3 separate regions of the Mus musculus genome follow, and all the other regions are linked to region 2. Evidence: chromatin loops called from intact Hi-C (ENCODE). Cell type or tissue: left cerebral cortex. All regions are shown on one strand.

What was found. Peaks named below come from ENCODE experiments on the same cell type or tissue, not always from the same donor. Only the 100,000 strongest peaks of a DNase experiment are listed, where the experiment ranks them.
Region 1: it touches region 2 in a loop (3.0-fold over the local background); 9 of 42 quality-filtered maps call a loop at or near these places.
Region 3: it touches region 2 in a loop (1.9-fold over the local background); 4 of 42 quality-filtered maps call a loop at or near these places.

Annotation. Positions count from the first base shown.
Region 1 is chr15:42,206,663-42,209,162 of GRCm38, forward strand. No RefSeq gene overlaps it. Among named protein-coding and RNA genes, the nearest start is that of Abra, 340 kb to the left of the region's middle. In left cerebral cortex, a CTCF peak has its summit at 963; a DNase peak (open chromatin) is centred at 963.
Region 2 is chr15:42,673,564-42,676,063 of GRCm38, forward strand. The region is part of intron 1 of Angpt1 (angiopoietin 1); the gene reads right to left. Among named protein-coding and RNA genes, the nearest start is that of Angpt1, 2.2 kb to the right of the region's middle. In left cerebral cortex, a CTCF peak has its summit at 1,399; a DNase peak (open chromatin) is centred at 1,406; H3K4me3 peaks cover 1,532 bases; H3K27ac peaks cover 292 bases.
Region 3 is chr15:42,218,534-42,221,033 of GRCm38, forward strand. No RefSeq gene overlaps it. Among named protein-coding and RNA genes, the nearest start is that of Abra, 350 kb to the left of the region's middle. In left cerebral cortex, no CTCF peak of the experiment used is centred here; DNase peaks (open chromatin) are centred at 321 and 1,131.

The sequences.
Region 1 (2,500 bases), 470 kb before region 2:
AGGAAGGCCTACACTTTAGTCCATTACAAAGAAGCAGAGGCTCCGCACCCTGTGCTAAGCTTTCCTGGATTGCTTCTACATGCCTAAGAAGCGGTGCATACTCAAAAGATATTTTCTAGGTTTCCATTTGACTTTTACTTTTCCTGCGAGTCTCCGCAGCACACGAACCATCTCCATTTTAAGTTTTAAAGGCTATACAAATATGTGTTGAACCAAGATTAGGAAAAAGGTAACTATACAAATACTATAGATAAAGTTCTCTTCTCATCCTGCCTCTTGTTAGTATATTATATATTATATAAATATATAATAGTGTATTATAACAGAGCATGTTATAATAATAGCACTGGGAAACATCCTTGTACTATTTTTTTAGGGGTGTCTTCCTACTTGTAGTTTGTGCTTGTACAACTTTGTGTGTTGCTAAAAAATATTTACATAAATTTATAAACCTCTAAACTTGACTTGCCAGCAGTTTCAAATTTACGGAATCTTTAACATTCTACTAAGAATTGAATTTCATGTACAGACTGTGGGCATAGCATGTAAAATGAAATATATATATTAGCATTAAGCAGGTTGGTGCAGAAGTAGAAGAAGGTGGTTCATGTGGGCAATATACCTCCCTTGGGTCCAATCCTGGTTAACTTAAGCCTTACAGCTAATAGGTCTTATCACAGTCTGTGACATGGAACTGGCCAGAGGCCCAGATCCAGAGCATTTAATTGGATGAATGACGATTAATCTGGAGACAATATAAATCAAAGGATTCAAGGAATGGGGCTGTTCTGTTCATCACAAGTGGCATCTTTGGCAAATTAATAACCCCCACTCTCTCAGCACAGACAAATCGAGTCCTGTTAATCTTTGTGCAAGGCTCAACATAAGAAAAGGTTTGACTTTCCAGGATGCCCAGCCTCTGTGGCCCAGCCTTACTGAAAGGCAGATGTAACATAATCTGTGAGCCAGCAGATGTCGTACATACATTGTTCATTATTTGCTTTGTCCAAGTACAGAGCAAGCACTCGGACGAAAGAGGACCATTGCTGCAGCAGTTAAGTAATTCAGAGGATTCTACTCTGAGTAGTGTTGAAGTTGCTGGTAAAATTTACTTCCTCTAAAAGTGTATGAGTGGTTCATGAAAATAGCTTCATTCATAGGAAGCATTTTAAAAAGTGAAACATAATAATTGCTTTTGTGACTGTTCAATTTTTCTGCCAATATTTTTTAATATTTAATTTTCCCTAAGATGATTTTAATTTTAATTCATGTCTGATTGCTTTCCATTTAGTCACGACTTGCTAGTTTCTAAGAATACTGAGTTAAATGAGATTTCCCCTCTCAGTGACATGGCTTCAGAAATAAGCTGACTAACAGAAGTCAACTACGGTGTTGTCTAGGGTTAGGGCCTCTGGAAAGAAATACTGAGATACACTATGGGTGAGCACTTGTGAGGATATGGTGAAGGGAACAGAATTAAGCAAAGGGAATGGCCAATGAATGTAATATTTTGCCAAAATACTAGCCAGTACAGTGGGGCTATTGGAATACATACATATTCTTTAGGACCTGACCCACATTAGCCAGGTGATTAAAATCTCTCATTAGCCAATTGCTGGATAGGTTTTCCTGTGTGCTGGATGCTATCTTCGAGAATCTGTAGGACCCTGGCCGAGCTAGAGTGGCCAAAGAGTTGAGCTCTCTGAAAGGGAGAGGGAGTTGGGTCAAGGCAGGCTGCTGGGTCTCTTCTGGCCACCACTGTTCTAGCATAAGTGGCACACAATGGGATGATAGTGACCAACAGGGCTCAGTGGGACAGCAGGGAGTACCAGGTGGTTAGGAGCTAAGGTTGGGGCCACAGAGATGGAAGTGACTGTGGTAGGTTCAAACAGCTTCCAACTACAAAAGCTTCATGAAAGAATTCACTTCCCCAAAGTGTTACACCTCTATCTATGACAGATGCTCTCAGATCTTTGATGAAATAGCACACGCACTTTATTCCTTGTGGACAGGGTCTTTTATACATTTTGGGGTGGGTTGGGGTCTAAAAGGAGATGCTTCCTATTTGCTTGGTCTGAGATGTTAATGATGCTTCATCTGCATGTAAAGGCGCTTCAGGCACTGCCCTACAGGACTGATTGTCAGTATCCTCTTCGTGGGGTGTCATGGTCACCTGTTCCAGGACAGGAACCTGGCTGGGAGTAAATAAAATGGCTACTGTTCTTAGGTATGAATGCACTGGGGTTTCTTTTTCTTTTCTTTTTTTTTTTATGTTTTTACATAAAAAGAGTTTACTTATAGAAATATACCCAAGAACACAATTAGACAGATACAAAATATAATTTCAAAGCTATTAGAGCCCAACAAATTTAAAATGATGTAATGCAAACATCAAAGCAAGCTAACAACAAAACAGTAAGTTAAAAAAGGAATCAGAGAATCATCTAGCTAAATCTATGGTTACTATGTGAGTCAAAATACAGGAGAGTCCAAACACTTT
Region 2 (2,500 bases):
TGCGATCATCCTACATCACATTAACAAAGGAATAATCATGGAAATGGACCTCCTTGAATTAAGCCCCTCATGACAAGAGAGCCACACCATAACAGTCCTCTTGCATAACTTGCTTGTTCATTGTAAAGCTACAAAAGTTGAGAAATGCAAGTTGAGAGTCTTATAAAGTATTTTGTGGGATAGCCAGTATCGTACAATGGATATTTTTAAAAATCCATTTTACCAGTGTTTAAGGATATGAACAGATTATCACAGCAATAGTCTGGATTCCTATTGTTTTGATAACACTTTTTTTTTCTGCATCAGGAGCCTTCTTGACAGCTATCATCATACTTTGATTAATAATTTTTTGAATAAATGGCTGAACTAATTTGATGTATCTTCACTGTTTGCATTAGTTCCTGCACAACATTCCTTCTTAACTTATAACAACTACTTAGACTAAAAATAGAAATGCATAAATTGTAAGTATTGTCTTCTGAGTAATTACAGTGAAAAATGTGCATATGAGTTCAAAACAAACATGACATGAAGTTTGGAGTCTGAGTTGGAGAAAACACTAATTAAGGGAAATTTATGAGAGTCTTTACCAAGTTCTTTGATGAATGCATTTATTTGGTTACTTGATCCTCCACCCAATCACATTAACAATGACAAAAGATATGCAAATTCAAGCAGACAATAGCAAAGCCAACTGCTCTGACTCATACCAACTGGGCCACTTCAACCTTCTTCAGCTCAATTTATTCTTGTGAGGATTGATATAACCAAGAAACATTTCAATACTTATGCTTGGCTATAAGTTGAAAACTATGCCATAATCTCTGACTAAGAACAAAGCCAATGAGAGTCAAATTTATTTCACAAAACAAATTAACGTAACAAATGTGTGCACGATGTAAGTCCGGCAGAACTGTGCACTTGCCCTGTCACTGCAGAGCAACAACAGAAAAATAAGCATCACTGTGTGAATCACTATTTTGGTTGTACGCTTAAAGCACATCATTACATTTTTGCTAGAATAGCTCATTCATGATTTAGAACTACAATGCCCTCCTCAAAGCACCCACGTTGATCATGATTCAGTTCTCATTGAAAACACTGTAGATGGGATATTGAGCATAATAACAAACTATTAAACCAAAGCCATTTATTTATGTAGAATGAAATGCAGCCATAGAAACACCAGATGTTCTATTATAAACTAATTCTATGAATAGTGCTGGACAAAGTGTCTATCATCCTCAAAGACGGTTGCACATGTTTTGTGCTGCAGGCTTAACTTTTCATCTGTGATCTGTAGCAGGAAGCTGCAGTTCCAAGTCTGGGAACTCCAGAAGTACCGAGTTCCTGGTCACACGCTGAAAGAAATAACTGTGATCCTAGTTCAGTCCCTAGTGGACAAAAGGAGAAGAGCTACCACCAGGGATGAGTCAGCAGCAGGCAGAGCTAAGTAAGTGACTGGGACCACACAGAACAGAAGTTGGCCTTTTCCCATCCCTTATCCTCTCACAGGGTCTGCTGTGGTACCTGCAGCCTACTCATGATCCTTCTGCTCACATGGAGGCAAGGGTTTAGCACACATCCTGGAAGAGAAGCGTTTACAAATGCTGTCGAGGCTCTAGAAACGTGGACTTACCTGTTACATAGCTAAACAGCGATTAAAGAATGAGCAGAAACAAGAGCTCACCATGGAAAGGGCAGTCTTAACAACAGCAACTACAAAATGTTCTATGGTTTATGAAGACGAAGAAGAAGAAAAAAGACCCACAAGAGATCAATGCGACTTCTATAAAATGGGATCAAATATGCACTCAGCATTAACGTTTCCCAGGAGACTGAGGCTCCCAGATGACACCGTCTCTGTCCCTAACCCAGGGAACCAGGGCTTGTCAAAAATTAGCACAGCCTTCTTGTGTTCAGCCCAATCTGCAGGTGGGTACAGGAGACTTCCTGAACTCAGTTTCTACCTTCAATGTGAGCAAAACCCCTTTCTTACAATTTTCCCATCAGAAGCTATTTTTTTTTTTTCATTTCAGATGTCAGTCCTCATATACCACTTGTGAAGTTAAGTTCCTTTAACTTACAAATACAATCTTTCTAAACGAAGACAATATGGGTACTTTATACTTATTCTCATTGCATACTTTTATTAAAAGTTGGTGGGGGTAAGCATTTTATGAAGATTTCCCATGGCAACTCACAAAACTCCTTGCTGTACATTCCATTTGAACCTCTGTTAATATCACCATTATGATTTCCTTTTACACCACCTTGTCCAAGAAGTGCGCGCTTACTTTTTCAAAGTTGGGCTTTGACAGTCAAAATGCCTAAGATAAACTTTAAAAAACAACAGGGTTGGCATAAAATTTGCTAATGTTAGACGCACATTTAGGAAGCTACAGGATCAGAGGTTCCCACAAGCCCAGGACCCTTGGCTTACCCAGGAAGTTGAGTCCAGAGAGGGAGCCTTTTTTCTTTTGCAAACACTGCCCCCCGG
Region 3 (2,500 bases), 460 kb before region 2:
CCAGAGCCTGTGGCAGTTCTGACATCAGATGTAGTCTGGTGGGAACTGAATAACTGCAGACTTCTGTAAACAGATACTCGTGAATATACTGTATCTGTACTGGTTTGAACAATTCTGCCTATCTGCCTTTGGAGTGTTTGGTTCATAACACATAAAAAAATTTAAACAAGGAAAGCCTAAAAATGGTGGGCCTTGCTTTTGAGTGGCTTTCATTAAGGGTCACTGAATGTTGCTCCAAATAACCAAAAGATTATGTAGGCTGGATGACTCATTTCTCCAGGTTGAGTTTCGAGATCCTGTAGGATTTTATTCCCCTATAGTGAGATGTCAGAAAGACTGTGGGAAGTTTTCACTTGCAAGCAACCCACACTGATCACAGTTTACTCTGATATTGTATGAGGCAGAACTAGAAATGAAGTTGGCCATAATACATTCTGCCCTTCAATCTGGAAGAATAAGAATGGCCAAAGTACATAGATGGTCTGTGTGCAATTTTCAGATTTCCAGCTTTTTGTGTTTTATTTGTCTTTGTCACTCGTTTATATTTTCATGATTTAATAAATATTTTAGGCCCATGAATTTCTTCTTTTTTTATTTTTATTTTTTGTGCTTAGCCCATAGTAAAATTGCAATGATAGTTTTATTACTTTTTAATTGTGTTACTTTCCACATGAACTAATTTGTGTAAAATTCATGAACATAATGAATTCATCAATAACACGTTAATAGGAACTCTGACACGTATCCACGTATGAGCATGTTCACATTGGAAGCCGAAAGCATTAATGAAGGCATCATTAAAAGGCTTGCTCACGTCCCCTGCTGCTTTCCAAGGTTAGTGATTACACAGCCATCAGGGATCCATGCTTCCCAAACCAGAGGGATGATCACTTTTCCAAAACTGATCCCTTAGCACTACCACCTCCTTTCTGTGGAGAAAATAAAATTCAGAAGTAAACAAAGACTCTATTTCCAAGTAAGACCATGACTATATATTTAACAGCACATGGATTTCAAAATTAGATATGAGCTCAAAATTGGATGTAAGTTTGTGGGCCTAAGCAGGCTTTCCACGGAAATCTCTGGCCAAGTCTGGTGCGAGCGTTCCAGCGAAGGAAACAGAGTGCGGGCAGGGAGGGGAAGTCGCTTCTCCACTTCCACTTCTGCTTCTGCTGCTCTGGTCCCTGCTCTGATCCACCTCTTTCTCTGCAATGCCTTAATTCTATGCTGCCCTGCACTGAGTCCAATCAGGCCAGGACGATGAGAAGTCAACTAGCCAGTGAGGAGTGCGACAGCGCTCTGGTAGAGCCAATGTCTCCCCAAGCGTTACAGCTCTTGGGACAAAGGCTCAGACTACGACAGAGTAGTGTTTGCACCCCTAATCCTTGCCGATAGGATTCTTATATACAGTTTGGGGATGTGTAAGGGTCTGACAACAGGTACTACTCTTTGGTTTGATCTGAGGGCTTTGGGGAAACCTTATTTGCATGTGGGAGGGCTTGGTGCTGCTTCTACTTTACTGATGGCCACATACCTCTCTGCCTGCGGGGGTGGAGGGTGTGTGTTGGGGGGCTGTGAGGAGCTGAAGCTATGAGACAGGAGCCAGGTGCCAAGGAGACGTGGCCAAACTCCTTCTATCCCAAGCAGGTGGAAATCACCTCCAGCTGGGGCTCTGGTCTTCCAGACCCTTGCTCCACCAGACCCCAGGCTGTCAGTGCACAGTCCACCACCCCACATAAGTTCTCATTTAGTTGTGCAGCCTTGGGAAACAATTTCTCAGCCGTGAAATTAGAATTCCTATTATCTATGTACCACTTAGGGTAATGAACAGGTTGATAGCATCTTTTGGTATATCTATCAGGCATTCAGTATACCTGTATGCCTGCCCCAGGGCCATACCATGGTTTCTGATTTCCAGGGGTTTCCCCTTGTCTGAGATATGAATCCCTAAATTTCCTTAAGTGAAGTTATAACTGGATAACTTATTACTGCTCTATTTTCTGTGGCTGTATATTTGAGATAACCCTACTGATTCTACCCATCTATGAAAGGGTGGTCTATATCCTGGACCCGTGTATAGTATAGCAGGTTTTTCATGCTTTAACCATCGAGATTGGTTATTAGACATGGGGCTTCCTATTGCACCCAGCAAAATATTCCCTAGATTTTCACCATAAATGTTAGGCAGGCTAGTTACGTTCCCTCTCTCTATTAGGATTGAAAATATGGCAAGATATAAAGCAGAAACCCTATAAGTTGTTCTGCCAACCATTTTGCTAAGAACTATGTAAAAGGGGAGTAGGAGGAAGAAGGAGAGCAGATGAGATGGGAGAAAGGTGGGAAGGAAAATAAGAGGAAGGGAGAGAGAGACAGACACACACACACACACACACACACACACACACAGAGAGAGAGAGAGAGAGAGAGAGAGAGAGAGAGAGAGAGAGAGGGAGGGAGGGAGGGAGGGAGGGAGGAAAGAAATATGTAGTGTCAGTTGAAC